Regions from separate parts of the Homo sapiens genome. Here region 1 is linked to region 2. Evidence: chromatin loops called from intact Hi-C (ENCODE). Cell type or tissue: sigmoid colon. All regions are shown on one strand. Each heading gives the region's core, and the rest is flanking DNA. Links, peaks and the distances in the headings are about the cores only. Region 1 has its middle 190 kb from the start of LINC02205. Region 2 has its middle 170 kb from the start of TLE3.

What was found. Hi-C counts contacts between places; a loop is a spot of excess contacts. Peaks named below come from ENCODE experiments on the same cell type or tissue, not always from the same donor. Only the 100,000 strongest peaks of a DNase experiment are listed, where the experiment ranks them.
Region 1: a loop joins it to region 2, with 2.5 times the contacts of the local background. A loop is called at or near these places in 12 of 110 quality-filtered maps.

Annotation. Positions count from the first base shown.
Region 1 is chr15:70,310,975-70,327,041 of GRCh38, forward strand. No RefSeq gene overlaps it. Among named protein-coding and RNA genes, the nearest start is that of LINC02205, 190 kb to the right of the region's middle. RefSeq lists an enhancer at 11,981-12,500. In sigmoid colon, for the core only: no CTCF peak of the experiment used is centred there; a DNase peak (open chromatin) is centred at 8,347; H3K27ac peaks cover 3,460 bases.
Region 2 is chr15:70,263,216-70,279,282 of GRCh38, forward strand. No RefSeq gene overlaps it. Among named protein-coding and RNA genes, the nearest start is that of TLE3, 170 kb to the left of the region's middle. RefSeq lists enhancers at 3,433-4,086, 5,765-5,814, 5,802-6,480, 8,215-8,509. In sigmoid colon, for the core only: no CTCF peak of the experiment used is centred there; DNase peaks (open chromatin) are centred at 7,018, 7,250 and 8,406; H3K27ac peaks cover 168 bases.

The sequences.
Region 1 (16,067 bases), core at 3,751-11,750, 46 kb after region 2:
TCCTTTCCCTTTCCCGCATACCTTTTGTTTTCTTCAGAGTTGACAACTACTTTTGTTTTTCCTGGTGTTTGCATAGTTTTCTATTAACTTGTTAATTCAACATTCAAAATGGCTACCAGCTGTCTAACCAGAGTTAGACACATTAATACACAGTATTCTATCAGTTTCATTTCCATGAACAAATGTTTCACAGAGCTTTCTGCTCTTCTCCAATCGGGACTAGCCACCATCTCTGCCTGGGTCATGATTCTCATCCTGGGCTTTTCCACAGTCTTCATTTTGGGAACTCCCCTGGGATCTTTCTGTTTTGTATCTTTTCTTTTCTTTGTTCATCCCCTCGTTTTGTTTAGTATCTATGTTCTTCAGGAGTTTTCCCGACAAAAGATGTGCAGGAGTGTAATTTTGAACCCTCGTGTCTCTTCCTTCCTGGGCCCGTTCCCCCCAGAAAAGAGGTTTCTAGTGTCTTTCCTAGAGGGTATAAAACCAGATGCAGCCTACTGGGAGATTATGAGAGAAGATGGCTAGGGGACCTCAGCATTAACTATGAAAACGTTCTCTTACTCGTCCTGTTTTCAGCTGAGCCTCATGCCCCTCATCTCCGAGCAGAGACTTCACTTTATCTCCAGGCTTTGGCCATGGTACGGACTGGGTGGTTGCCTAGCAGTATGCAGTGGAGGCAGGGATCTGGGGTTCTAAAGCCTCTGAATGAATTGCTTTCACTTACAAATCCTTATTTTTGGCCCATCCCTTCACTCACTTCCAGAAGTACCTGACGCTGCCAGCTCCTGAGGCTTCTAAGGGTTCTGCTGTGTAAATCAAGTTGGTTCTCAGCTTTTCCCAATGCCAGCTCAAGAATCCTTATTTCTCCTGCTAAGTTTGTTACCACTTGTCTACCTGCTTTCCAGGTTCCAAAATTTTGTGATAAGACTCTTATCTCTTCTCTAGTTCTCTCCATCCTTATGGCTTTGTGCCTTCTAGATGCTTGTCTTCCTTATCTGTCCTTACCTAGGAATTCAAAGCCCCTGTTCCCTCCTCAATCACAGGTATTTCATGCTGAGAGTGGGCAGGCCCTATGTGCATGGGTCACTTCTCAGCCATAGAGCATCTCAGAGAGAAAGAAAATGAGCTTCTGGTGTGAAATCAACACGTTTCCAACAACAGAGTCAGGACATCTGAGACAAAGACTGACTCAGCCACAACCTCCCTGGGCAACCTTGAGCAAGTCATTTTGCCTTTGTTGCTGGATGTCAGTGTTCCCATCAGTGAAACAAAGCAAATGCCCCCTGCAACTTTCCATGAGAGTGATGAGAATCAAATGAGATGATGTGGAGATACAGCTCTCTGCATAATTTCAGGTACCACACAGTTATCTGGATTAATATTACTGGTCTTGAATCCAGGAAGTGCCAAGTATGCACCTGTGCTAAGTCTTCAAGATTCAGAGATGGGCAAGACCTCCCTTTTCCCTTTTCTTGGTGAAGTTCATGGCATAGCAAAGGAGGCAGATGAATAAACAGAGTGAAATAAGCAAGACCGGAAATTGCATAGAGTGCACAGAAGAGAGAGACACCACTGCTGCCAGCTGGGGTAGGGGAGCAGAAGAGCTTCATAAGAATCGGACAGGAGTCCATCAGTCAGAGGAGGAGAAAAGTTTTCAAGACAGAGACTCGTATGAGCAAAAGAAAAGATATGTGCATCTGTCATGCTAGAGCAGAGTGCTGCAGCTTCATGGGTCTGGAGCTTGGCAGCCTAGGGACCACCTTGCACTTGCAAGTCAGAGATGGGGTGTGACATCGGTATGGCATGGCCAGATCTGCCTGTGGGTAGGTTGCCTCTGATGATGAGATGAAGGGTGGTCTGGAGAAAGGCCAGTCGAATCTCACAGTTCTGTCAGGATGGTATTCCCATAGTCGGGGGGAAGTAATGTGGTCCCAAATAAAGCAAGAACAGGTAAGACAGAGAGAAGACTATGGGTCTCAAGAAGTGAGTAAGAGGTCAAAGCATCAGGACTTGGTAATTAACTGGCTGTTGGGGATAAGAATAGTTGGAGGATGTAGCTTGACTCTTGGGCATCAGCTCTGATGGTTGGCTGGCTGGCTGGCTGACTAGAGGGGCTGTTTCCCAAGCCAGGGAATACAGATGAAAGTAAAGGAAGGGCAAAGAGAAAAGAGAGGAGGTCAACGGCTTGAGTGCAGGCGTGTAGAAGACTGATAGGCCTACATGATACAACAGGAGATGACAACGGGGGAGGTGAAAGTATGAATCACGGGAGAGGCTAGAGGTAGCAGCCATTTTGGTGTCAGTCATTCAAGCATAACTACTACCACTATCACGATCACTACCATCACCATCATCATCACCATCGTCATCACCACCCCACCACCCTCATCATGACCACTACCACCACCATCACCCTTACCTCCACCACCATCTGCCATTAATACCATCACCACCACCAACCCCACCCCACCACCGCTATTCCCACCACCTCCAGCACCACTGCTGCCACCACTACCACCATCCTAATAGAGATTATTTACATTCTCTCAACTTCACAGAAACTTGTCTCTCTTCCAGGTCAGAGAGAAACCACCTGGGCCCATGCCTGCCCCATGCTGGGTATTCAGAAACTATGAATATTACATCCAACTGATGATAGATATCAGTGTCAAAAACAGAGTCCCTGCCCTGCAGCCCAGCTCATCCAGCCTGCCCAAAGTTTCTCTTGAGTGGTTTGTGCACCAACCCTCACCCAGGGCCTGTGTCTGCAGACTGCAGTCTGCCCTCTTCACTTCAGCCAAGTATGCTGAGCCAGGGCCTGCCCTTCTCACAGTGGCCAGGCTCTCATGCTTCTCATCGCTGTGTGAATTGGTCAGTACTGAAGGTGTATATGCCCCCTTCTGCTATCTCTCCCCTGCCTGCTCTGAACTTCTATGCCCTCTAAAAGCCCACCTCCTACACCTTCCCTGCCAACCCTTCCCTGGTCTTCCAGACTCCCTGCTTCAGAATCAGCAACTCCTCTCCCTGTTCGTCTGAGCTGTCCTTCCACTATCAGCCTTACCAGGAACATGCTTCTTCCCTGAGGCTATGTCCTCTTACAGGGCCCTCCTATGAGAGGCCCCTTGGTGGTGGCATGTTTTTGTAGTGAGCCCTGAGTCCTCCTGAAGTTTCTCCAGATTCCTGCAACTGAACTCATCCCTTCCTCATCTTGCCATGGCAGCATGCTCTCACGCCTCCTTTGGAGTCAGGCTTCAACATGCACCAGCTGTGTGACCATGAGCAAGCCACTGGCTCCTCTGAGTCTCAACTCCTTTATCTGAAAAATGGGACTCTGTCACTGACATGAAATGACGTAGCATATATAGGTTGACTCGGAAATGGCCTTGCACATCCTAGGTGTGAGATACATTTTCATTATCTCTTTATTTCCCTAACTCACAGCCTATCACCTACAGGTTTTGTAATTGTTGTTGTTATTTATGGTCTTGCCTATTCTATCCTTATTAGGCTTTAGTTAGTTAAGTGCAGAATTGTAAACCAGAAAGTATCTGAGACAGGTCTCAATCGAGAGGTTTATTTTGCCAAGGTTAAGGACCATGGCTCATGATACATTTTCAGGAGGTCCTGAGAACACGTCTTGGTTTTATACATTTTAAGGAGACGGAAGAAGTTACAGGCAAAGAAATAAACCAATACATATAAGGTATATATTGATTGGCCCAGAAAGGTGGGATATCTCGAAGTAGGGTGAGTGTAGGCTTCCAGGTCATAGGCGGTTTCAAAGATTTCTTGATTGGCAATTGGCTGAGAGAGTTAGGCCTTGCCTGAAGAGTTGAATTCAGCATAAAGAGACCTTGAGTTTAGATAAGGCAGGATTGTGAAGCCAAGGTTCTTGTCATGTAGATGAAGCCTCCAGGATTCAGAGAGAAAAGATGGTGAATGTCTGTTATCAGGTGTCAGTCTCTCCTGAAAGAGCTAGTGAGGGAAGGAGATTTTCTACAGAATGCAAATTTCCCCAAGAGAGAGCTTTGCGGGGCCATTTCAAAATATGCCAAAGAAATATATTTTGGGGTAAAATACTTTTATCTCCTTCAAGGCCTGCTATTTGTCATGGGACCAGAGTCAGGTTGGAATTTAGTATCTCATTGCTATGAAGAGTCTGTTTTGTCAGCCTTCAGATTTCTGTTTTCATGTTAATGCTGGTCAGCTGAATCTAAACTCCAAAAAGAGGGGGCTACAATGAGGTATGTCCAATCCCTGCTTCCTGTCATTCCCAAAATTAGTTTTTCAAGTTTCTTTGGGGTCTCCTTGGTGAAGAGGGGGGCTCCATTCCGTCATTTAGGGGACTTAGAATTTTATTTTTGGTTTACAGAGACTATATCAAATATGCTGTGAATCTCTCATTGCTCTTTATCCATAATAGGTGCTCAATGAATGTTGGTTAAATGACTGAGTGAATTGATTTTGTGGCTGTCCAGCAGCTGCAAATGCTTGTTCATTTGGAAGTTAAGCTCAGAGAAATGAGAAGGTACATCCTACATCCTTCTGTGTCCTCTTCAACCAATTCACACTAATGGGGGTTATTTCACCCCATCCCCCTCCAATTGTATGGATACATCAGGGCTGGCTGATTAGAAAAGGTGACAGTTCCACTGGGCTCATAGATTAGCATCAGCTAATCAGAGGTGGCTTCCTGGAGAAGCTAAGATTCAACCTGCAGTTTTGCAACCCCACTGCACATAGAATCACTTGGGAGCTTAAAAACCCCAATTTCCATAGGCCACACCCCAGGCCAATGAAATAAAGATATCTGGGGCTGGGGCAGAGACATCAGCAATTGTTACAGCTCCCAGGTGACGATTGGTAGCTGAGTTTGAAAACCTCTGGGTTAGAGGCTGGTTTTGAAAGACAGGGGTGACCCATGGGAGGGGCAGAAGGGTATCTGCCCTGGGGGGAGTTCTGCCACTCTTCTTGCCTAGATGCCTGTGTTCTTTTTCTTTCTTTCTCTCTCTCTCTTTTTTTTTTTTAAACTCAATTCCAGCTCATTTTCCCTGCTGACAAGTGGGAACATCTCCTTCCAGAGCCTACATTAATAACGCCTTGTATCCCCAGGGACATTATGAGCCTCTCTCTGTTCAGAGCCCCCTTCCCTGCCCATCAAAGGCCATGGGCACCAGGAGGAGACAGGTGGGATTTACATGGTAACTCCAATTAAGACAAATGTCAGCTCCTTCTCTGCAGGCTGCCCACACTCACCCGGTCATGTAGCTCCTGCTCAGCGTGGGAGTTCAAGAATGCTTTGCTGTAGTTGTCAGGCTCCCATGGAAGCAGTCAGAAGGAAGCAGAAGGAGATGGTGAGCAAGAGGGCAGGGCCGGCCCTGGCAACCCTGCTAGGAGGTGGCTCCCAAATCCCATATCTCCTTAGTATCATCCTATGGGGGCCACACTTAGAAGCTAACTTTAAGGGCTCCTGCAGGTCCCAGTCCCAGGGGCCGCAGGGCTTGCCGTTTGTTTCTCTGAGCCTGCTCAAGGGACCCCTACCAGCTGAAGGAGACCCTCAACCACAGTGAGGCCCCATGACCAGCGGCTTTGACTTCCCTCGGAGGACTGCCAGAAATGCAGAGCCTCAGGCCCGCCTAGCCCTCCTTAATGAGAACCTGCATGTGAACAAGATCTCCGGTAATGGAGACACATATTAACATTTGAGAAATGCTGGAAATGTGAAACTGGACCCAGGAAAGATGAACAGCTGCAGCATGCTGGGGATGGGAGCTCACCGTGGGGTCAGGAGCTCAAGGCTTAGCTCTGCTCAGTCCTTCCTGGATCACCTTGGGCAGGTAGCTTCAGTGCCCAGTTGCCCAGTCTGTAGAATGGGGACATAATGCCTCCACGTAGGATGAGCAAGTCAAGGGCACTTATGAAAACATTTACGAATGTAGATTGCTGTAACGACAGAGGTAAGAAAAATAGCGATAGGCTGGGCACGGTGGCTCATGCCTGCAATCCCAGCACTTTGGGAGGCCAAGAAGGGTGAATCACTTGAGGTCAGGAGTTCAAGACCCGCCTGGACAACCTGGTGAAACCCTGTCTTTACTAAAAATACAAAAATTAGCCGGACATGGTGACAGGCACCTGTAATCCCAGCTACTAGGGAGGCTGAGGCAGGAGAATTGCTTGAACCTGGGAGGTGGAGGTTACAGTGAGCTGAGATCGTGCCACTGCATTCCAGCCTGGGTGACAGACTAGGACTCTGCCTCAAAAAAAAAAAAGAAATGGTAATCCGAGCCGATGTGTGTTAGGCACTGGAAATGTGCCTGGACCGTGCCGATGGCTTTGTGTAAATTCTCTCTCTCAACTCAGTATTTCACTGAAGAGCTCTCATTAACCCATTTGTAAATGGCAGCTCACGATGGTAATATAATCTACCCAACTTCACACAGGTAGTAGAGGCTGGAGCCCCTTGGAACCTGGTACTTTCTAATTCCAGAGCCTCCATGCTTAGCCATCATACAATTACTACAGTTTCCCTTTAACACCACCTGCTACCGCTACCTTCCCAAAAGCAAAAGCTTCCCCACCCAGCCATCCTTGGGCTCCCTTCCAACGATCAGGATATCAACACAGGGATAAATTGCATTGCATTACAAGTCAGAAGGCTGGTACCAGGTCCAGTTCCACCCCAGTGAGCCTGTGAGCCTACTGACTGCACTTTGCCTCGGCAACGGGCAGAGTTCTGCTCATCTCAGCTTCCTATCACCCCCGTAAGACTGTTTGGGTCAAAAGAGAAAATAACAGTGGGAGCTTTTGGAAAGCTACAGAAACAGGGTGGTGGATACAGTGGACTTTGGAATCAGAGAAACCCAGAGTTCAAATTCCAGTTCTGCTATTTCTTGTGGACACAGGCAAGTTACTATAATCTCTGTGGGCCTCCGTTTACTCCTCTATAAAATGGGAATCACAAAAAATATGCTTCGTAAGGTTGAAAAGATTAGAGATGGTTTGTTTAGAGGCTCTGGCACAATGCCTGGCACACAGAAGGCACTCAATCAGGGGTAACTGCTCTTCTTTACCATCTTCACCATCATCATCATCAAACTCTTCCCTAGAAAGGAATCCTGGGAGTCCTGTGGGGTAAAATGGGAAGGTTCTGGTACCAAGGACATCAAAGAGGGACTGGCTATGCTCATTGTGTCCTGAAGCTGAGTGTGCTTGGCCAGATGGCTGGAGCGGGGCCTGGAGTGGACACGGAGTTTTGGAAGCTCCCTAACCAATGGTTGCCTGGTTAGCACAGTACCAGAGAGTTGCCAGATTACCTGGAGAAACTTAAATGTTTGTTTTTTTTGTTATTTAAATTAATTTATATGAAAATTACTTCTAGAATTTTCCTTTTCACATTTCCCTATCATCTTGTCCTCAGCCTTTTCATAACGACTTGTAGTCATGCCCAGGAACCAGCTGGTTGCACTGTGCTGTGATATAACATGCCCGTGGTGCCCTGGGCAGTGCAGAGATCCAGACAGCTATAGGTGGCTACCAGCAGATCCACCACAGCTCTGGCCTTCCAGTTCAGACACTGAAGTCCCCTGTAAAAATGGAAACGTGAGTGGGAAGCACATAAAGTCATCATGGTCCATGCCTTCCTGAACCAACGAGAGAGAATTGATTTCTTGGATTGATAACAGGTATTTGGCTAGGCCCCAAAGTAGGGGTGGCCTCAGTTTGGGAAGCAACAAGAGGGAGGAGAATAGGACTGGGCCTTGGGGCTGCATGTGGTACAGACAGGAAGGGATTCAGACCTTCGCGGTGAGTTCAGTAGTTTAGAAGAGGCCACAGTTAGGGTGGCTGAGGGGTGAACTCTTGTTGTCATCAGTGAAAACACTCTGAGATCCAGGGACAACATACGAGCGTCTGTAGTGGGTATGTTCAGAAAAGGCTTAAAAACTGATTGAGGATCAAGAGCCCCTGCTTCCCACAAGATAAAATCCCCACTGCTCAGCCTGGCATACAAGATCCCTCTTGATCTATCTAGTGGCCTATATCTCTATCTTTATTTTTATCTGTAAAATAGCTTTTTTAAGCCCGTGATCTGAAGATATGGAAAGCATATGCATTAAATTTGCAGATGACTCAAAGCTGGAGGGGATGAGAGAATTAAGGTTCAAGATGATCTCGACAGTCAAGAATGCTGGGTCAAAAGCAACCAGATGAAATGTAGCATCAATAAATCTAATGTCTTGAATGTAGTTTCCAAAAATCAGTTGCACAAGAACAGGATGAGAGCAACCTGGCTGGACTGCAATTCACATAAAAAAAGATCAGGAGGTTTTAGTCTGCCTCAAGTTCAACGTGAGCCAGCTGAGTGATGTGGCGGGCTGGGGAGGGAAAAGAAACTTACAAAACACTCAAGCGAAAGCTTATGTTGCATTAACCCTTGGTGATGAGGGGAGAGAAAGAGATGATACTCTTTGTCATGGAGTGCGATACCCAGAAGGGATACTAACTTTAAGAACTGATCCTTACTGAGAACTCAACATGCACCAGGAAGTACATCAGTTCATAAAATCTTCACAACATCTCTACGAGGTTACAGGCCAGGAGAGCAGGGTGCAGAGGGTGGATTTGCTTGCTTGTCCTAGCTCACACAGCTAGTGGGTGGTGGATCCGTGCTCTTGACCACCCCACTCTGTTGCCTTTCTGTTAGACAACACCTTGTCTACTTTCTCTTCCCCATTTCACAGATGAGGAGACAGGACCGGAACTGTGAGGACAATCTGTCTATAGTTAGGCAGTGAGCTGACTGCAGACTCAGGCTCTCCTGGGACCCTCTTCAGTCCTCCTTCCCTCTGCCATGCTGGTTGGTTGCCATCCTGTTAGAGGGTTGAATACTTACGCTTAAAGATCTAAAGACTTCATTAAATTTCATGTGGCACTTACTCCACAATGTATCCCACCTTACCCTGCCTTATCACACATAGTATAATGCAGAAGATTTAGTTATTCCTCTGTCCTGCGGAGTCCCACTCAAGGACGACAATTACCATGGCTCATTGAACTCCAGTGAGATATTCACAGTACAGAGGACATTGAGACCCTCACGGTACGACCCTCTACTATGTGTCTCCGTTTATGTTTCTAGGTGTTTTTAAAAATGGTTTTCCAGTTAAACTGCTCATGGCCACCTCTCAGTCTTTGACTTCTTTCTAATTTGTCATAATTAACTAGGCTTTCAAATTAAACAGAACATTAATTGTGTATCTGCTATGTGCCAGGCACATTGCCAGGTCTTCCAAATATATTATCTCAGTTAAAATTATAACAACCTCGTGAGGTGGGTTACTGTTATCCTGATATCACAAAGAGAAAATTGACTGAATAGGGTGACCAACATGTGCTAATTTGCCCAGAATGGAGTGATCTCCTAGGACATGGGATTTGCGGTTTTAAAACCAGGACAGACCAGGGCAATTTGGGATTGGTTAGTCACCTTAGACACTAACTTTCCTGAGGTCACACAGCTAGAAAGTGGCTGAGCCAGGATTTAAAATCAGTTCTCCTGATACTAAATAAAATCTTGGCAGAAATGAATGTAAAGGAAGAGTAAATAATAGACTCCGGGTGACTTTCTGGCCTCTGCTCAGCGTCCTTAAAGACTTGTTTTGCTTACTTCCTTATTTTCAGTTCTATGTCAGAAAACCAGGTTCCTCCATATGTGAAACAAAGAGGAGAGTATCTACTTCCTGGGGCAGTTCTGAGCCCTGAGTGTTTAGAAAGAACTTGGCTAGCATTGCAGGGGTTCAAGAAGACTTCATTCCTTCCCTCTTCTCTGGCTTACATGGCCTGGATAGCTAAGCTGAGTTTTAGAGATGAGGAATTAATGGCACAGGGCTCAGATCTTAGAAAGCAATTCAACTGTAGTGCTGTGATGAATTTGGGGGTATCGTATGTTAAGACAGACATTGACCAACTAGGATGTGTTGGACATGGCAAGGAAAGGTGACCCCAGTGATGAGGGACCAATGAATGAAGGCCCCCAAGAAAAGAACAAAGGAACTGAGGAAGAACAGACAACGGAAGGCAGACAGGGAGGCTGAGTTCTAGCCTTTAACGTGCTGTCGTGGGAAAGAAGATACCCAAGCTGTGAGGCCCTAGAGACCCATCCAAAACCAAGGGCAAAGTTACTGGGAGGCAGTTCTGGCTCAATGTCAGAAAAACTTTCCAACGATAAGATCAACAGAAAGCACTTTCTCAGAGGAAGATGACCTTCCTTCCCATCACAGGGACCAGGAAGGGGAGGCTGGGTGACCACTGCCAAGGGCTCTGTGGAGGGCATTCCTATAGTGAATATGAGGCTGGGCTAGACAAGCTCTCAGCTCCCTTCCAATTCTAGGACCCTCCAGCAGCCATTGGCTCCCTTCCCTACAACTGTAAATATTTGTGCGTTCCCAAGTTATAAAGTAGAGCTCTTGGCTTACAAAGGTCAGGACGACAAGGAACAATTTGCTTAGTGTTTCTTTAGGCTGTGTTGCCAAGACTTCTTGTCAACTGTGTTTGGAGTGGACACAAGCTGCAGGAGGTAGATAGATAGATTTGGTGAAGGGAGGATTATTCAAGAGGAAAGGATGCAAATGAAGATCATTCAAGAAAGCAGAAGCCAACCCAGAAAGGCAAGGACTCTTCCTCTGTGTGGCCACAGTATGTCACAGCAGAGCCCTGGCTCTCCTGGGTAGGTTCAGCCTTGGGGGCTTTTGTCCCCTTCCATAGGGCTTCCTATGGGAGTCATAAGGGTTACCCCCACCTCAGTGCCATGAGACAACACCCTTTGGCTTTGATCTGCGGACTAATTCTCCATGCCCATCTATGGGGATGAGGATGGAAGGGAGGATCACGTACTAAGTCAGGTTTTGGTGCCCACAGAAGCAGGCCTGAGTTTCAGCTCCCTTCCTGGGAGCTGATGCAGGGTGGGGTAGGGAGATGACAGGAGCACGTGGTGATTGGAAGTTGGAAGGGAGCCTTATTTTTGTTGCTGGCCTTTTGTTCCTTCTCAGTCTGGCTCCTCCACCACTGTGCTGTCATTCTCCTAAAAACAATCTGAGCAGGTTACTTCCCCACACCTTTCAAAGGAGCCCCTCCCCATTGTCCATCAACACAACCTACTTTCCCAGGAGTGTGTCCTTTCCCACATGCCATTTCCTGGTCCAGAAAGCTTCTCTTGTCTTTGCACTTCAGCTTCCTCATCTGAAAATTGGGGTAAAAATAGCATCTGGGCTGGGTGCAGTGGCTCATGCCTATAGTCCCTGCACTTTGGGAGGCCAAGGCAGGAGGATAGCTAAAGAAAAAAGCATCTGCCTCATAAGATTGTAAGGATTCTATGAATGCGTATGTGTAGGGCCCTTAGAATAGCACCAGACATTTTGGGTTAGCTATTTCTGTTACCGTTTTGCTAGGGTGGCCAACTCCTACTCATCCTGGGAGACACCGCATCACCTCCTCTGTGAAGACTTCCTTGTTCTACTCAGACAAAGCTTTTGGTTTTTGGTTTGGTTTCGTTTCATTTTTCTCTTGTTGTTTTGTTTTGCTGTTTACTTGGGGATTCCATGACGTTTATTTTTCAAGACGTTTTGTTGTTGTAATTAGCCTACATGCTGGTCTTTCCCATTAGACTGGAGCTCCTTGGAGTGGGCAGAAACAGGTCTTACTCTGCCCTCGGTGGCCAGCATGACGTCTGGCACCTGGCAAGGGCTTCAGAAACTATTGTTTCCCAAAGGAATGGAAAAATGAATAGATTAGAAAGCACCTCAGTGGTCCAGGGATCTGTTCCGTGGTGCTTATTAGGATGATGTTGTCCCAGCCTCAAGAGACCTGCTCCTTTCCGCACCTCCACCTCTGTCCCTCCCCTTCATCTTCACGTCATTGGAGAGACATTTCATTTTCCCACTTCCTCAAAACGTTTTGAATTTGGAAAATAGCAATCGTTTAGGAAAATGGGTAATTACCAAAGGCACAATCATGGAAAACATGTAACTCCTTGAGTCTTACTGAAATGTCAAGGACTTGATTAGAGGGAGCCCCGGCCCTGGTGATCTGAAGAAAATATGATCTGTTTGTCCTAGAGGGGAAAGAAGGATCACTCTTTATTTACAAACCAGCCAGGCTAATCCCTTCTGACAATATGGGAAGTCATTCTGCTCTGCCGAAGCACTGTTTCAGGGCTCCCTTAAGGAAGAACTATCTTCTACTCAATTAAAGCAAAGCCTGAACTCGCTTTGACCCCGTCATTCCACAGCCAGGAAAGCAGGCTCCGCTCCTTCCAGCAGGGTGGCTGCCCGGGCTCCAGGCCGAACTCTTTTTCATCAGGATGTCTCAAGCATTTACTGGGGTGAGAAACTGGGGAGTGGAAACCATCCCTCCCTGGTTCCTTCAGCCTGGCCCAGCCTTGGGTGCTAAGAAAGAGAGCTGCCGGAGAGGGAGATGGATAAAGTGTCCCTCGGGCCACCTCGGCCTGCCCAGCTCCTGGGGAGGCCCCAGCAGTCAGAATCAATGAGCAGCCACCAGCAGCAGGTAGGGGTGTCCCTGAAAGGCCTTCAATGCCCCACCTGTTTCCCCTGTCCCCTGCTCTATGTAGGTCAGTGCCTCCAACTCAGACCTGCCTGCCAAGCCCTGCCTCTGTCTGCAGGAGTGAGCAGTACCATTATTTACTGGAGACCAAAGCAAGACAGGCCGCATAGATGATCTTACTGGAAAACCACACACTCAGCCAGTCCCCCCTCCCCTTCTCTTCCCCAAACACCACCAACCCCCAGGGAGGGAAAGAGCTTAGGCAGGCCAACTGCTGTAGGAAGCGGTACTTTAGCTGGGAAGATCATCTATACAGAAAAGCATAATTTTCTTCTTGCTCCTCTCAATTACAAAATAATAAGATTGTTAAAAATCCAATAGCATGAATGTCAATATTGGCAGGGACAGCCACAGGAAATTTAATTGCACAATGGGTGCCAGTTAAAGATGGTATGTGCTCTTCTCGGCTTTTCTTAATTCTAATTAGGATAAAATTTACTGATCTTACAGACTCACAAACAGAGGGTTGTCACTCCGCCAGGAATGGATCCTAACACTCTTGGCTTCCTTTTCTGAGCCTCTTGCCTTTTTTTTTCTTCCTCAAAACATCATCCCTGATTGGGACTTTTAGCTGATTTTGAACATCAGCTCTCCGGTTTCTTTGGCATGTCAGAGGGCCAGATGTTTTTTATTTGAGAGCAAATTGACACATTAAATTACACTGTGCAAACATTAAAGCCAGCCGAGGGTAAACAGGCCGAGATTCATTGAATTTTACGGGTCACAATAATGTTTATGTAATTTAACAAATTCCTGCCCTGCTGCTGAGTCTCTCCAAGAAGTATTAATGTAAGAAAGATGAGACCTGCCCCGAGGCTGTCGTCCCATCCACCTCACTGCGGCCTCTCAGAACCCTTGCCCAGCAGGTTTTAGAGTTGAGTAACTGAGTTCCCCTATGCAGAATTACTGCTTAGTCTGGCTCTGTCTTAAAGACACAGCCTAGTTTCTTCCACATGAAGCCTGATGAAATACTCTTGGTGCTGGACATCTGCTGAGTTTGCCTGTCCGGGATGCCTCCACTCCTACTTTTGATAGTGGCCCTATGATTTTTCTCTAGGAATCATCATCCCATCCCATTTTCAGTTTCCCCAGTTCCTCTGGGGAAGATCCCACTCTCCGGCTCCAGGGATGAGCATGTGCCTCAGGCCTGGTCCATCGGGGCCTTGCATCCCGCCCGTGGCCTTGGTGATTGGTTCAGAGATGGGAACGAGATCACATCTGGGTCAATGAGCATCCACCCCAGGACTTTCACAAAACTGGCAGAATAAGGAGCTCTCTTTCCACCAGTCTTAAGTGGTAAAATGTAAGTTGGGAGCTGCTGGGCGCCATCTTGCCACCAGTTGGAAATGGCTGTTGGGAATGAGGCCAACACAGAAGAAAGTACAAACGGAGAAGGGCACATTCCCAGTGAGATTTTTTGAGCCCCTGGGTCCAATTACAGCTGAAGTCTAACCTGGGGTTTTTGATTGTGTGAGTTAACAAATCCACTGTTTTGGTTAAGCCAGTTTGAGTTGAATCTCTATCATTTTCACCTTTTATTCAACAAAACAAAAGATTCCCCTATAGGTCTCTGTAGAGAATAGGACCTCTCCTCCACATTCCATGTGACACTGGGCTCCATGCTCACCTCTGACTCCCTAAAGCATTCCTAAGACTTCCTCCACCTCCTCTCCAGTCAGGCTGTTCTGTTCCTAAACACACACTGCGTATCTCACCTTGCTGCCACTTTATTTTCCTCCTGTTGCCTGCAGTGCCATTGTCCCCTATCTACCACCCATCCTCTAGGGCCAGGCTGAATTCTCCTTTCCACAAAGACAACTCCCTACCACTCAGAACTCCCTCCTCTTAACTCCCAGAGGGCCTCAGTAAGTTCCACACCTCCTGGCCCTTAATTATATAAATTAAAAGTTATATTAATTATATTAATGTTTTGTTGCTTCTTGTATTGTATGGTTGTGTCTTCTCTTCTGTCTATTTATAGCTAGAAAAATGTCTGGCATAATTCTGGGCAAATGAAATCACAGATTATTAATATTTAAAGGTACCTTACAGATCATAAAAATCACCCTGCCCCCACAATTAGACAGATGAGGAAACTGAGACTCAGAGAAGTGAATTGACTGACCCAAGGTCACACAGCTGGTTTATTGCCAGACCAGAGATAAAATCGCAGCTCAGTGTTCTTTCCACAACACGGAGCTCTATCAATTTGCTTGATTGATTTTCCAGTGAAGCATATGTAGAGTTTGAATTGGGTTGGCATATTACCATATACTAATGGTACTAAGTCAGCACATTCAGAAGAAAGAACAGTAGACTTAAGAGAATCAAAAGGTATGTTTTCAAGTTCCAGCTGGGCTGCACGACCTTGGACAAGTCCTTTCACCCTTCTGGATCTCTATTTTCACAATAGCAAAAAATGAGGGTCTTGAACCAGGTCTGAGGACAAGTACTTTTTTTTGTGAGCCACCTCCCAGTGACTGATGGGGCAGCCCACAGCGCTGCGTGGGAAAGATCTGAAAGTGTATCTGAGCTCAGCAGGAAGAAGTGCTTTGAGTGATCAGCACTGTCTCTCTCAAGTTTGGGAGCCGGGGTCAGGGAATGTCAGGAAGCACTCCAGGTTGTGCTTCTTTAGATGATTTTTGAGGTCTTTCCTACCCTGTCATTTGAGGTCATTTAAGTTGTGGTGAAAATGCAAATACAGAGCTCAGATACAACTTCAGGACCCCCATCCTGTTCTACCAACAGTGGCCTCCCTCTCACACCATGAAACTTCTGGACTCCAGGGACCCACAGCTGCACCCAACGAATTTCACTTTGGCCTGATCTTGGATCCACTGAGCAACAGAAATTTGGGATGTGAATTTGGTGGAGCTGGTGTGGACTAGGTCAAGCAATGAGAAAGGACACAGGATCATGGAGAGAAGTGGATGAGGGGAAGTCGGGGACCTGAGAACTCACTTCTATGTTTGCAGTGTTCAGCCCCTGGTAAGAGACCTCCTCCTGACATCCAAGGGGAAGCATGGATGTGGTACAGAGAGCCCCACAACTCTGGTCTGGGCTCCCGCAGAAGGCCAGGGGCCAGCACACAAAGGCCACTGTGAGGAGCAGACATCCGATGGACCAGCTTCTGAGGTGTCAGAGAGAGACTGACTCAAAGGCTCCATCCCACATCTGAAGGTCTGGACTTTCACCGGGAGCTCTTTCTTCCTTATTTTATGTAAACTTCAAGTGGAGATCGTAGTCCTAATACTGCAGTGCTATAATGACTGAAATAATTTATATAAAGTGCCCGACACAGAGAGCTGATAAATGCCCAACAACGCACTTTCTTCATTCACCCCAACTTTATTTTTTTCTTTTCTTTTCTTTTTCTTTTTTTTTTTTTTTTGTGACTGAGTTTCACTCTTGTTGCCCAGGCTGGAGTGAAATGGCACTATCTCGGCTCACCG
Region 2 (16,067 bases), core at 5,372-13,371:
GCCATCTGGGGGTAGGAGATGGGGGCTCCTAGGGGACTGGCATCGATGTTGCATTGACAAGGCCAGGACTCCATTTCTATATGGACTGTGTGTGTTTAGGGCAGCCTTGGGGATGCTGATGGGGAGTTGGGGGAGGTGGTGGCTGGCATTGCTTATAGTCCTTGTCTCCTTAGGAAACCTGAGACAAGGAAGTCCCCAAACGATAACTGAATCCTACCATGTGCCCAGCATTGGGCTAGGTGCTTCTGGCAATACAGAGGCGACCAATCAGTGGACGTTATCCTCACTGGCTAGACACTGGCTCCCTACTAGACAGGGAGTGTAGAGGGGTGTGTACAAGCAGACAAAGAAGGTTTGCGACAAGTGCAGGGACAATCTAGCTCAGCATTCATCTACACACTGGGGAGTTTACAAATGCTATTGAATGAAGAAATGAACCAATTAATTAATGAATGGTTGAACAAGATGCTGCCTCTCACTTGAGGAGGCTGGGTTTGAGGTCCTGGGCATTTCTCACAGACTTGAAGTCCATGCTGATGCACCCCGCTTCTCCCTGCCTTTTCTGGAAACGTCCTCCAGCCTCATCTCTCCTCCCAGCCCTCCAGGGAACCCCTGCCTGTGGGATACAGCTTTCAGCCTGCGTTGCTCTGGCCCAGAGATTTTTGGAGCTTTACCTCTTGGGCCCTTGCTTTCCTGCTGAGAGGAAAGGATGTACTTTTTTTTTTTTTTTTTGTCCTAGTACGTTGTCAAACTGGCTTTTAAAATCCCAAAGCTCCAAGGCTCTAAGCAGTGAAGCTGCGGTACAAGTGACCCCTCAATCCTCCTCTGCCATGCATGGGAGTGGCTTGCGGGGGAGCTCAGAGCTGGAGTGAGGAAGATTGACTGCAGGGCTGGGGGCAGCCAGCAGCCCCGCCTTCCAGCCTACTCCACTCCTGCTACCCGCTTCCAGCACTGGCCTCCACACAGACATCCAACTAAACACAATACTGTCCAAGGCCTCAAGTACAAGTTAATTAATTCACCAGAGGGAAGGCAGGCTATAAATAACTGATGGGAGCAGAGGGGGCAGCTGGGGCAGGTTTATTCACCAGCGGTTTCGCAGTCTCTGCTCTGGCAATACAGGTTAATGAGCACAGGCCTCCTTGCCGACATAATAGCGACTAAAAATAAAAAAAGAGGAACGAGTCACCCTCCCTGGTGAATCAGACGCCTCCAATTGTAGTTTCCATGCTGATACTGTAATTTTCCTGTTCCTCTTGCTCCTCCAGGGGCTGATGGAAACGGAACCCCCCCACCGCCCCCACCCGAAACCCCGCCGCAAAGGAGGCAGATCCCTTTCTGGTTTGTTTCCCTTCCTTTCAGGAAAGAGAGAGATGGTGGGTAGGCGGGAGGGAGGGCGACTGAAATCCAAGCCCAGACCCCAGGACATGTCAAAGTTGCAGACCCAACTCTGTCTCCTGTGACTAAATGCATGTCATTGCCCTGGTCTATTCCCTCCCTCTAGATTTGTCAGATGAAGAAACTGAGGCACAGGGAGGAAAAGCAACTTGCCAAGAGTCTCCCAGGAGTGTCCCAGGAGTGCAGGAGCCAGGCCCAGCACTCCCCAGCCAGTGCTGTCATCTCTGTTCTGTTCACTCCTCCTATCCTGGCCACGAACCTACACTCCTAGGTCCTCCCCAACGCCGGCTCCTGCCCCACCCTCACTCCACCCCACGCTCCACCCTGACCTCTCCAAGGGACCTATAGGTTGGAAATCCTCCAATTCCCAGCCCTCCTCTGGCCACTTGAGCTGCATATGCAGGTTGCCAGAAGGTTCTTGTTACAGGCCTTTGACCTGGAGGTCCCCTTGACCCACCTGGCTGAGGATAGGTGTGTGGAGCTTCCCAGGCACACGCTCCAACCTTTGGAGGAGTCAGCCAGCCTATACAACGCCTTCGTGTGAATTAGAAAAGGCTCCTCCTCTGGGCAGACACAGCCCATACCAGGGCTTGACCAGTGGGCCTAGGGTGGGTTTCAGGTCCCACTTGACCCAGCCCCCACCAGGTGCCTTTGAGCAGTGCACACACTGGACAACCTTCTCCAACAGGCCTGCCTGCCTCTGTCTTCCTGGAGGCCAGCCAAGCCCCCAAAAGTGTTCCAAGAGAGTAGAACTTTCATGAAAACTAAATGAGTCTCCCCACCTTTGTCCTCACCCCCGACCTCAGCCCCCTCTCCCCAGTGTATATTATGAAAGGAAGAAGACAGACAGGAACTGAATTGCCCATGGGGACCACAGCAGCCCTTTCCTGGAGGGAGCAGGGGGCTTGGGGACCCAGCACCTAGGGGGCTAAGAAGCGCACCACGGGAGGTGGATACAGAAACAGCTAAAGCCAGAGGGCAGCGCCAAGCCAGACTCCAGTTGGCTGACCCCGAGGCCCAGCCCTGCCCCCTGCACATGGGGATGCTTTTGTCCCACTAGGGCTCGTGCCTTAGTGACTGTCACCTGTTGGAGGAGAGAGGCCTCATTCTGGAGAATGGAGAAGGAAGATGGGCAGGAGGAGGGTTGCTCCACCTGCTGGGGGATGCAGTGACACCCTCTGGCAATTCTCTGGGTGCTCCATGACCAGCCACTGAGGACGATGACCATCTGGCCACCGGTTCAGCCACATCATCATTCTGTGACAATTTGCATGGCAGATGTCAAGCCCAGATGAAAGGCCAGTCTGTCTTCTATATTCCTCCTCTCTTCTCGCTCGCTGAAAACTCCCTGCAGAGGAAACTGGCTCTACCTTGGACCACGGGGCCCACGGACCTGTGGAGAAATTATTTTCTGTGGCTTTTCTCCACAGCTCCTTCCTCCAGCCTGCCCAAGCCTATGCGCAGTGAACCCAGGCACTCTCCTTACTCCCCACACCGTCAGCTTCCTGACTCCCTCACCGGCTCTCATCCCCCCACCACCCCCTGCTCCCCCACAAGGTTAACACTGCAGCTCTGGCGTCTTCCTCCCAGGCAGCAGCCTTCTCAGGGCTTCCTTGCTTCCCCTCTCCATCTCTGCCAGTGTCACCAGCACCGTGAGGCCAAGGGGCACCAGGTGAAGGCCCTTACATCTTCTTGTCCTCTCCAGGATGTGAGGCGGGGGCAGGAGAAGGAGAGGAGAGTGAGGGGTGAATTGAGAAAGGCAGAAGGCAACAGTGGTATAGCTGGAGGCCCACCATGACCTTCCACACAGGCCCAGCCGCCCAGACTCAGCACCCTCCACAGCACGACTCCAGAGGCCCTCGGGTCCTGCCACCCAACCTGTGGACTGACGGCTGCGCCCACGCCCGCCTTCCGCCCTCCTCCCTGTCTCCACCGCAGCAGTTTCCCTAACCCTCAGAGACCGCTCCTTCCATCAGCCCCTATCTGCTGCATCCCCAAGCTCCCTCCCTCTCTCGTGGCTCCTGGCCAACAGTGTTGCCACAAGTTCAGCCTCTTCTGGAAAGCATCCCTTTCTTGGCTTCCTGACCCCTTCCCGCTGTGGTCCCACCCCCGCTTTTCTTTCACAGCCAAACCTCTCACCTGGGGGCATCTACACAAGTGTTTCCCACTTCCTCACCTCCCACCTCCCTCAGTCTGGCTGCGGCCCCCTCCAGGCCGCTGAGGCTGGCCTCTGACAGCTGCCTCTGACCTCCTTGTTGCCAAATCTAGCGGACGCCCTTCCTCCCCCATCGCACGTGGGCTATGGACCCGGCCTGGCACTGCCGACACTTCCTCCTCCTTGACACACTTTCTGGCCTCAGCTGCTGGACACCCAGGCGTCACCGCTCTCCTCCCTGATTGTGGGCAGCTCAGCTTCCTCCTAGACGTGGGTGTTGCTTAGAGGGCTGTTCTGGACTCCCTCCTCTCTCACTCCACACCCTCCCTTTTGTTTTCACATCTTCACAGTGCCTTCTCTAAGATAATGACCCCCACATCATCAGCAGCAGCCTGGACATATTCCTTTGTGGTGGGACAAAGGCAGGCCCAGCCAGGGCCCTTCGGCTCACTCTTCCCAAATGGCTTCTGGGTCAGCCCGGAGCCCAACTGGGATGAAAGGCCCCTGAGGTCAAAAGTCATATTCTCTTCCCTTCTGTATCCTCAAAGGGCCCAGAAAAGTGCTAGGCAAAGCTTTAGGCCCCTGCTCTGTTGAAAAAAGAGGTTCAATCCAAATAAAAACCAATTGCAATGTCAGAGACTTACCAGAGGCTAGGGTAAGTGTCCCCTTGGACAAGCCATGGTCCCCCAGGCACCTCACTCTGATCCGCTTCTGCCACAGCTATAATTCTGAAGCAAACCCACATGCCACTCGCTGCATAAACCCCTCCATGGCTCCCCACTGCCTGTCCCCTCTGCCTGGGCTCTCCTGACAACCTGGCCCACTCTCCAGCCTCATCTCCCATGGCTCCTCTCCAGCCTCATCTCCCATGGCTCCTCTTTGAGCATCTTCTTTGTGCCCCAGAATGTGTGCTGTTTCCTAGACACACCCAATACTTTTTGGCCCTCTCTTTTATCTCCTGACAAACTTCTAACTATCCTTCAAGGCTTTCTCTAAAATGTCTCCTCCAGATAGCCTTCCTTGATTCCTCCAGCACACAGTGGTCTCTCTCTCCCCAGCACACTCTAAGAAGTCCATGCCCAACTAAGAGCAGGTGATGTTTGCCACCTTGAATGATAATGATCTGTCTCCCTGCTCTCCCCCATGGAGAGCTCTCTGAAAACAGGCCCATGTCTTCTTTGTGCCCCCATCACTCAGTACCTGTCTTGGTTTGTCTTGGGTGAGTGGATGACGAGAATGAATGAATGAAGGGCCAGAGAGCACAGTGGTTGGGAGAGCAGGCTCTGGAGTCTGACAGACATGTGTCCAAACAGAAGCTCTGCAACGAACTGTGTACATGACTTAGGGTGAGTCATTTGCCCAAAATGGGCGTCAGTATCCTCGTCAATGCTCTGGAAGTACTCGTAGTCACTCCTCCATAAAGCTACTGCAAGAACTCAGTAGAAGCATGCATGTAAGATGGCTTTGCACAGAGTGGGCACCCGGCAAGCATTCCACAAACACAGGCTCTTGGGGTTGTCATTAATCATTGTAGATATTCCCATTAAGAGGACGGGCAAGTGGAGGGTCCAAGGACATCTGGGGAGCTCGTCCATGGGAGATGCATGCCTCCTTATCTCAGCTCACTTCTTTCACTTCCCAAGCTCATCGGGCCATGTGCACCTGGGGTGACCTCAGCTCAGTTCATCAAAACCTGAACAAGTGCTCTCAGGGGCCAAGAGCACCACTCTCCTTGTCCTGAGACCCCAACCCTCTTTCCTTAGCATTTCTCTCTCTGCCCCAAGCCTGTATGAAGCAAAGATGGCTTTATAGTGCCTTGTAAGTCCTACAAAGGGAGCAGCAGGGGCTTCTCAGAGCTACCACCTCCTCGATCAATATCTCTTCTTCCACCCTCGAGGGCTCAATAGGACTCATTCAGCAAACTCTGGAGGGCCGACATCACCTGGACAGTGTCACTCGTGGGCCTGCTGTTTATTTTCCTCCCACTTTCTCTTGGTGCCTCCAGCTCTCACCGCTAACCTGCACCCCCATCCCCAGGTGGCAGCCAGTGTGACTGCTGGCCTCCCTGCAGCCGTGACCTCGGCAGGCATGAGGAGGAGGGCGGGCTGGGGCTCTGCCACCCTTCAGCTGGCTAATGTGGAGGTCTTAATGAATATGAATCGCCTCCTTCTCCACGGAGCTGGCCCCATCAGATTCCTTCACACCTCGCCGAGCCCAGAAAGGTTACTCAGAATTAAATGTAAATCACATATTTACTGGTATGAATCAGATCATAGTGTCACTTTCTCACAACAGAGAATTTAATCACACTGCAGCCCCGAGGGCTTCTGCTCTCCTGGGGCCGTCCCCACCCCGTCGCCCTTGTGGGCCGCACCTGGGAAAGAAGCTGACTGCCCTCCCATGTCGGGGTGTGCATGGGGGTGTTCCCAGAGGCTGTGAAAGGACAGTGGCCACAGCGGGAGACCTGACGCTGGTGTTCCCAGTCCTTTGGTACCCAAGTCACGGCTGCCTTCTAATATCATGTCAATCTGAAGCTGTCACGATGGGCTAGGCAGTGCTTCACATGCTGTGGACACTTAATAACTGTTGAGTACAGGAACGTCTCTCCTAAAAGGCTGCTGGCAGTCACCTCTCCTTCCTAGGCTCACTTGTGTTTCAGAAGCCAAGGGGGAAAGGAGAGAGATGCATGAAAGGTTTCACCCATGTTGCTCTGTGTTCAGAGGCGGCGGAGTGGAAGGAGAACTGGCTTTGGAGCCAGGAGGCCCAGCTCAGAGCCTGGCTTTGCCACTAGCTCTGCCAAAGGACGGCGGGCAATTCACGGTAACGGCAGCTTCTTTGTCTATAAAGCAGAGACACGATGCAGGTCCCACCAGCTCCACTGACAAGTTGCATGTGGAAGCATTTGCCTGCAGTAAAGTGCTTTGCAAATGTCAGGAGCAATGACCATGAGCCCAGTACAAAGGTCACTGGACAATAAATAAAGGGGGCCAGATCTCAGCCTCTGATTCTCCTGCCTAATGGCTACATGGTCCTTAGGGTGAAGGACCATGCAGCCATTTGAAAACAGGCTCATGTCTTCCCTGTGCCCCCATCTCCAGGGCGTGCACTGTCTGCTCAGTATCTGTCTTGATTTGTCTTGGATGAGTGGGGGATGAGAATGAATGAATGACAGGCTGGAGAGCAGAGTGGTTAGGAGAGACAGACATGGGCCCAAACTGAAGTTCTGCCACTAACTGCATGCATGACCTGGAGTGAGTCAGCTCTCCTGCGCTTCAGGTTCACATTAGCAAACAGAAGTAATGAGGTCTTTTTTTGATGGAGAAAGGCTCAAATGAATGCCACAGAGACAGATCTCTGTACAGACTATAAGGTGCGGCACGCAGCTAGGGAGTTGTGCATGGCTCACTTCCCTCAGCCATGGCAGGATGCCAAGGACCTCTGCTTTCCTCAGGATGTCACAGTCCCTTCCCTTCCCAAGCCCATTTCTTTGGGGGCCAGTCTCCAGGCTAATGGCTGTGCATTTGGAGAGCTCTTTACAGTTTGCAAAGCATTGTGCACGGCAGGAGCATGCGGTGGACTTAGGAGGACACACTGTGGTGTTGGAGCTCCTTGGTGGCTTCCAGCTCTTCAGGTAGAAGCTTGCTGGGGATGTTGGTGCCCACTGGTAATCCACAAACTGAACGTGCTTCTCCAGCAGACATTGTCTCGGAGTGCCCTCCCCAGAGCTGAATGGCCTGGTTGGGCTTTCTTGACTGGAGAATTTCCTAACTGGGTAACTATTTTCCGGAAAACTGAGCCCACATTGTCTGCACAGGAAGCCAGTCTACATTGTGTGTGTCTCGTGTATGTGTGTGTGTGTATGTGTGTATGTGTGTGTGTGTGTTTAACCCAAAAAACAGATGTAATTTCTTCATGTATCAGGAAGCCTCCCTTTTCGCAAATGTTAAGGAACACAGCTCCCTTGGGCATAAAGTCAAGGAGGTTTCTTTTTATAGCAGTCTCAGTCGCAGCTCTGGCTTTGCTTATGAACTCGAGTTAGGGAAATTAGAATTAAAATTCCACCCCGACGAGAACACGGATTTGTCCTCCTGGGTCCTCCTACCCTCAGTGCCTCCACCGACACATATGAAGGCTCACAGAATGCCTTCTCCACCTACATGGCAGCGCCTACGTCAGTGACTCCTATCAAGGGTGGGCCCTACTGCAAAAGAGGTATGACAATGGGCACATGGCCATGGACTCCCCTAATCTTCTTGTGTACCCATTACAGAGAAGCAGTGGCCCATGACAATGGTGAAATGGCCTGTGAAAGGCTGAGCTCAGGTGCTAGCTTGGGGACCACCCCCTGTGGGACTGGAGGACTGTCTTTAGCATGTTGTCTATGCACCTAACCAACAGGCAATAAATGGTGCTGTCTTCCTACTGCTGGAATCCATGGGTCTGGGAAGCCAGGGCTGAACGTCCATTCCCTGTTGCCATCACTCCTAGTGACCCTCTAGCAGGATTTACACTTGCCACAAACCTTAGGCTCTGTGAGGTTAGGGGTCATGGTCCACAGACAGCCAATGTTTCTGTTGTGGGGCTAGTATTTCCTGCAGGTGACACTGTAAAGGTCCCACTGGATTTGAAGCTGTGACAGCTACCTGTCACTTTAGTTTTCTAGTGGACTAGCAGTGATGAAAGGAGTTACCATCCTGGCAGGATAATTCACCAGATTATTGTGAGGGCCAAGTCCTGTTGCTTTTCACAGCAGGGATTCTCTGCGAGTCTCTTGGTGTTCTTTTGCCTGATGAAAGGGACTTGTGAGTCAGCAATTGCAGCAACAACAGCTCAATAAGAACAGGACAAGCCAAGGGCTCAGACCTCTTCGGGATGAAGGTCTGAGTCATCCTGCTCAGTAAGCAGCACAGAGCAGACAAATTGCCGGTTGAGGGTGAGGGACATGGAGACTGGGGAATGGAGGGGAGATCTGATGAGTACCCATAAGGGCCTCAGGACAGGTGCAGGCACTGTGTCTTGTTTTATTAACCTCTTGCCTTAGGTCATCTCAGAGATCCCAAGGAAACTCTGTAGTCATTGGACTTGTACCCACTTCTTAGAGAAAGCAGGGACATTCAGTTCACACCAAACACAGAGGCCCCAGATTGTATGGGAGCTGGATGTGATGGAAGGGTAGATGCCTCTGTGGGTGGTACAGGGTGACACAGAGACACTTCTTACACCATCCTCAAAGCCTCTCAACCACCCATATCTCTGGGGTCTTAGACCTTTGCCCCTCACATTCCCCTGCAATGACCAACTTCATGTGACTCTGAACAACTGAATGTAGGTACAACCTCAAAGCAGTGCATCTCCTGTCTGTGCACACATCACTTCTGCTGTGGAGCTTTCCTCTTGCTGGTGACACTTGAAATGCAGCAAGACCCACTCAGCAGGCACACATGTGCAACCAGGAGACCTGGGGGAGTGAACACACCAGGGGCAATCCTTTGAGCCATAAGATACTGGAGCCCACGGGTAAATTCCTCTTCTCACCTCTTTCTGGATAGACTGTCTTAAGAAGTAGTTGCTACGTAGGGTCCTTTTTTTTCTTTTTTCTTTTTTTTATAGACAGAGTCTCGCTCTGTCACCTGGGCTGGAGTGCAATGGCATGATCTTGGCTCACTGCAACCTCTGCCTCCTGGGTTCAAGTGATTCTCATGCCTCAACCTCCTCAGTAGCTGGGATTACAGGCTCCGGCCACTATGCCTGGCTAATTTTTGTATTTTTAGTACAGACGGAGCTTTGCCATGTTGGCCAGGCTGGTCTTGAACTCCTGACCTCAAGTGATCTGCTCTTCTCAGCCTCCCAAAGTGCTGGGATTACAGGCATGTGCCACCGCACCTGGCCTACATAGCCTTTTGAGAGACCTTCTCATGACATCAAGCACTCAGTTGCTCTTGATGCCACTGGGTGGCTGAATTCTCCCGCATCCTTGCGTTGGCTTTTCCTGTCTCCAGTTTTGCCTATCGTTTCCCTCACTCCTGCGGCCCTCGCATCACACTGCTTAAAAGAGCAGTAGCACACAGGCCTTTACCTCAGGCCTTGCTTTGTAGAAAACTTTGGCTAAGACAAGATATTCAAGCCCCTTTAATCTTTGCCCCAAAGCAAGACAGTCAGTACCGTGATCCTCTCTCATTTTTGTCTTAGGAAAGTAAAGCGGAAAAAAGTTCAGTCCTTGATCCAGAACCAGATAACCAAGGCACAAAGACAGAGCTTGCGTCTGGCTCTGATTCCAAGCCTGGGGCTTGTTCCGGGGTGGGAGACTGCTGCCTCTGAGCAAGGTGGCATGTGAGAGGGTGCTGCAAAGGATGAGGGGAGGGGCTTAGGGGCTTACCCAGGAAGAGGGGAAGGGGGCAAAGGTTGGCTGGGGCAATGACACAGGGCCTGGTGAGTGTCATTGTGGCCAGAACAGGTTTCCTGGACAAGTAGTGGTAAGGTCAAGTCCCCAAGGTGGATTTTGAGTGCCTCTGAACAAAAGCATGGTGATGTTCAGAGGAAGTGAGTGATCCAAGCTTAAGGCTAAGAGGATGTCTCTAGAGCAGCCTCCTTTATTTCTTATCTCTTGGAGTCACAGAAGTCCCAGAGTGTGACACAGAGGAGACCTAGGCCCCATGCCTGCCAGAGTTTCCCATTCTACGCTCCTGGGAACTCTTGTGCTTCAAAGGACTTGATAAAATTGCCATGAAAAAAAAAGCCTCCTCTTAGAGGGTCTGCAGGTACTCTGTTATAGGAAAGGCCCAAAGCACACATGTTGGACAATAAATAAATAATGGTAACAAAACCCTGATTAACTTGAATCCAGCAAACTCATTAGACTCTGTACACTTTCAAAAAATTGCAACCTCCAATCCACCTCCTGGGTTCAAGCGATTCTCCTGCCTCAGCCTCCCAGCTAGCTGAGATTACAGCCGTGCGCCTCCATGCCCAGCTAATTTTTGTATTTTTAGTAGAGAGGGGGTTTTGCCATGTTGGCCAGGCTGGTCTCGAACTCCTGACCTCAAGTGATCTGCCCTCATCTGCCTCCCAAAGTGCTGAGATTACAGGCAGGAGCCACCCCACCTGGCCAAAAGCATTCTTTTCTGAATAACAAGTATTTCCATCTTTTTGCATACTGTATTCTACAGAGGAGTTATAGAATCATGTTTGGAAAAACACAGAGCTAACCCAGTCCCCTCATTTGACTGTGGAGAAAAACCACAGACCAGAGAGGTGATTCAACTTATCCAGAGACACACAGCAGGAGCTCACACACATCCTGATTCCCCAACCGGGGCTCTTTCTTCGACCTGGGAGAAATTTCCACTGCGTGATTGTTGCCAAGCTATTAATGAAAATGAGACCTAAATTAGCTTCAGAAAATGAGGTTTTAGCATTGGAAAGTTTTTGACTATTGAAATTGTGAATGCAAATGAGTCTATGTGCTAGAAATCTGTTAGCAAGTAAGAAAGAAGCTCCACAAATTCCAGCCTTTGGAACCCGTGGGGCCTTTTGGAGCCTCAGTTTACCCTTTTGTGAGGTGAGGTGGGAGGGAATAGGCCAGCCAATTACTAAGTAAGGTTCATCTCAGATGTAATGAGATTCTGCAATTTCAAAGACAAGTGTTGAATAGCAGAGAGGTCTGGGGACCAGGGGTGGGGGAACCCCCTTAAGGAGGGGGAGACCAGCTGGCCCAGCCTCTGGCCTCTGGCAGACTTCTCAGCTGCCCACTGAGGAAGGCTCTTTCCCCAGATGCAAAGTGTGCATCTCACATTAGCTTGCAAGGCAGCTCTGATTAGTAATTAAATGGTTTTTTAAAAAAAATAAAGCCATTAAAGCTAATGCCATCAAAATCAGAACCTCAGACGCTGGCTCATAATGATGAGTGTGCCTCACGACTCACAGGAGAGGACATTTACATTTTAACATGCACATTGCACAGGCATTAATATTTCCCCCACCCACCCCTCCTCCCATCATTATGGAACCTGCTGATGAATCCATTTGTTTTCCAGCTTTACTCTGATCCTAGAAAAAGCAGGTCATCCTGCAAGAAGTCAATGTGGAGGGATGAAAAGAGGCTCTGCATGAAGTCGGCTTTAGCCCTGCCATGCCTAGATGTATAACTTCGAACAAGTGACCTAATCACCTTGGCAAACCTCATTTTGCTCATCTTTTAAATGGGGATAAGAATGCCCATCTTGTGGTGCTGTGCCAAGGATTGAATGGATCAATGCATTCGTAAATGCAACTCATAGTCAATTCTTGTTAATGACTAGCCATTATTAGACCTGGTACTTGGCATACCGTAGGCACTTATCCAATATGTCCTTAATTGAGCACCTACAGTGTGGGCAGTCCTATTGCAGGACACTGCTGGGGACCAGGGAGAGGAATGTGAGGGCTTCGAGAAGATACATTCTTCCTGGAAGACCAGATGAATGAACATAGAATCACTGGGCTCATCTCAGCCAGGGGCTCAGAGGCTGGCCTGCAGTGACAGGTAGTCACAGTTACAATGCTGTGGACTGGGGAAGAAAGGTTTGCAGCCCTGGAGGGATGGGTGACATTCATAGCACCTGGTACAAACCTGGCTTCATCCTGGGTGCTTTACACACTATCACTTTTAATCCTCACAACCATCGCTATTTAACAGACAAAAAGCACTGAGTCTAGGAGAAGTCAATCAGCTTGTTCAGTACCACAGAGCTGGGAGGTGGAGGAGCCCTTGGTCAGTTGGGATCTGTGAGGTCAGCAGCCCATTGTCTTTTCATGGTATCAGGCTTCCTGCTAGATAGGAGGAGCGACAAGTATCTGTACTGCCCCTTGGCTGTCAGGGTTGCAGAGGCAGAAAGGGCAGGTTTCAGAGGCTCCTGACGACAGGCTGCGATGCAGACTTGGCCCAGGAGGTCTGAGAGGGAACAGTTGGCCTCCATGGCTCACCAGACCTCACAGTCTTGCCTCTGAGACATAGTGACTCCCTTCATCCAGCGATTCGTCCTCCACTGGAGGCAAACCTCCTTGTCAGTCCCCCTGGCAAGTTTCTGTTGGCTGTGGAACCTGGAGTCTCCAGGCCCTCCCTCGACTTTTGCGGGCAGCCACTTGGAGAAGGGAGCCAGCCTGGTGAATCTGGAACATAGTCCATTGCTGTGTGACTTTGGGTCAGTCACTTCCCCTCTCTGGGCCACCACTTCCTATTCTGTAAAATGAGAAGGTGGGATGAGACAAGCTCCAGGCCTAACTCTCTTATTCAACATGAGCCTTTGCATCTTCTGGATTTTTTTTTTTTTTTTTTTTTTTTTTTTGTAAACCAAGTACCTGCGCTTGGTGCATTTGCTCAATGAGACTTTCAACTCTCATTATTTCCCCCTAAGACTTAACTGTCCAAGGGCTAAGAAACAAAAGTTTGGGTGCCTTTTAAGAAATATATAAAATATCAGGGCCAGACAGGCCATTTTCAGACAGTCCCTGGGGCCTAGTCAGCTATTAAAGATAGAAATTATATATTCATAACACAGGATATTGCTGCTTGCTTATTTATAACTTGCTCCATTTCAAGAATATTTATTCTAGACGAGGAGGCTTGATAATTTTTTCATCTAATCTACTCCTCATAGCTCAGGGCAAAAGAAGAAAACAGCTCAATCGAAGGAGCAGCTTTCTATTACAAGCAGGTAAGGAAGGAACACACAGCTCCCTTTTCACAGGCCAGGAACCCAGCCAGGTTGCGGCTCTCAGCCCTGCTGCCCCTCAATCTGCACCAGCCCCTGGGGTGCCCCAGCCAGGACCTCACCATCCCTGGGCACAGTCCTCTCAGACAAGGCAAAACTCCACATGAGAATGGGTAAAACACATAGGCTCCAGGCCCCTCCTTTGACCCAGGAAGAGGCTGAGGCCCAGAAAAACCATATGTGCTCGCTCAAGGTCACAGGGACCAGGATACACATACACAGAGCTGGGGTGTGAACCCACTCACCCTGGTCTCAGGCTTGGAAGTCTTGAGGAGGGAAAGGGAGCTACTGAACCTACTATGAGACAGTCTCTAGACTAGGTGACACATTAAGCAAGTCAACAAGATTTTATTGAGCACCTACTGTGCTAGACAGTGTGCTGGGGATTAAGGAAGAGGGGATGGGTGCTTCAAGGAAGGTTCCCTCGGAGAAGGCGAGAGCAAAGCACACTGCGTCACCAATTTGGACACCCTTCTCCCCAGTAGGTTCATCAGGATTATTCCCACTGGACTGAGGACAATGAGGAATTGAGCCAAGGTAACAACACTGGTGAGGAAAGGATGGAGCCTGGATTTGAACCCACGCTGGTCAGATTCAGGAGCCACGCTCTTTCTGTAACCCCTGAACCCTCTCCTAGTAGAACCCCATACAACTAAGGCTCCCTCTCCCCCAGTTCCCGAGGACACTCAGGCTGTGAGCACTGCCATCCCCTGCAGGCACCTGGAGCAGGGGTCCTAATGCAGAGAGAAAAACCCAATTCGCAGAGCCACTTTGTGATTGTTGGAAAAAGGCTATGGGCCGAGAGGTCGCTAAGTTCAACCTAAATGTAATTTCTAACTCCCATATACCACACACTTGCAGCAGGCACACATGCACAAACACATGCCAGGTCTGCCTGTCATGCTCCACTATCTGAACATCCTCAGTTACACATCCCCTTGTCCATCAGTGAGGCTGTAAAATCTATTCAGGATAAGAATCGCCAAAACTGAAAAAGTATGTGTTTTGTGTCATTTATTCATTCTGCAAATATTTATTGAGCACCTATTACATGGCAGGCCCCAGGCAGACATGTGGGTTACGGGGTTGAATGGGGAGCAAAACTGACCCAGTTGCTGCCCTCCTGGAGAATGTGGTTTGGTAGAGGATCCGGATTCACGCCTGGAGCTCTGGGATCTGTGAGAGGTGGCGACTGGTGAACTGGGCCTTTGAAGGGTCAGGAGAGCTCTAAGCAGTGAGCAGGAGTTTAGCTCAGCCAAGTGGGGAGCCGAGCAGAGAGAGCTGCACCCGCAGAGGCCCTACAGCCAGGGAGAGGGCTCAAGGGGAGGCCCCAGGCCAGACCAGACCTACAGGTCCTCCTACGCCACATTAGGGATTAACGTCTTTGTCATCAAGGCAATGAGAAGTGATTGAATGAAGAAAGGAACAAAATTAGATTGGTTTTTAAAGTATGGCTGAGGGTTGAGGAGGAGGGTGCCAGGGTTCCCTACCATGGATGATGTTTATCCTAAAGCAGCCTATGACATGTGTGAGACTCAGGGATCCCCTCATTTCTATGTAGCCTGGCTACAAAGCCTCCCGGAGCTGGTTAAAGAAGGGCCGAGGACCACCTGCCTCGGAACCAGGAATCTTGGAGCTGATTTTAAATGTGCATTTCCAGGTCCAGGACACACCTTCAGAATCAGAAGCTCTGGGGACGTCCCCAGATCTGTATTTTAGGAGCTCAGCAGGAAACTTGGAAGTAGATTGAAAGTTGTAGACCTTTAATTTGGTCTCTATGAGATTTAGTCTGTCGAGAGAGCCTGAGATTCTCTGGCCTCTAGGGAGGAGGTTCTCAACCTACACTGTTCATTAGAACTTCGGATGGCAGAGCTTCATACTCAGAGATTCTGATTTACTTGGTCTCGCAGGGGTCTGGGCACCATTATTTCTCCCCAGGTGATTTTGTGATGCCAGCAAGGCAGGAGAGTAAGGGAGGAAGAGAGAGAGATGTGGGGAGCTCTGAGTCTTAAATCAGGGCATGACGGGGCCAGGATGGGGATGGGGGAGTGGGGAGGCTGCAAGAGCACTGCTTCAGCTGCTTTAGCCTCACCTTTTCCACACACCCCTCCTTCTGTCCCTGCTTCCACAGCACCTGCTCCATGCCAGGCCCTGTGCTGGGCACTGGGACACTGATACAGTTATTGCTGGAGTGTCCAGTCCTCAGAGGAGCTTGGTGTGTGTGTGACGGTTCCTAGACCACTTCCCAGCTCACCACGGTCAGGAAATGTGCATGTTGAGAATGACCAAGCCAGAGGAGTCTCTCACCACCTCATTTTCCTGCCTGAGGCCCGGGGATGAGAAGGGACTCGCCCATGGTCACATGGGTGTAAGGGCGAGAGACAGCTGAGCACATGATGCAGGTGAAGGTTCCCAGCCTTTCCCAGGTGCCTGGGCAGCGGGAAGGACTGAACGCTGCATGAGGGTTTAGGGGCAGGGAGGGGGAGGAGTCAGGGGGTGAACTTGCAGCAGAGAAGGGGGAGGATGGAACCCGTCACAGCCCCAACACCATAGCTGAGCATCCAGTGCCCTCCAGAAATGGGAGTCCACTTAGTGCTCAGCGCCTGTGTTAGCCCATTTCGCATTGCTGTAAAGGAACACTGGAGAGTGGGTAATTTATGAAGAAAAGAGGTTTGATTGGCTCATGGTTCTGCAGGCTGGACAAGAAGCACGGCACCAGCATCTGCTCAACTTCTGGGGAGGCCTCAGGGAGCTTTTACTCAGGG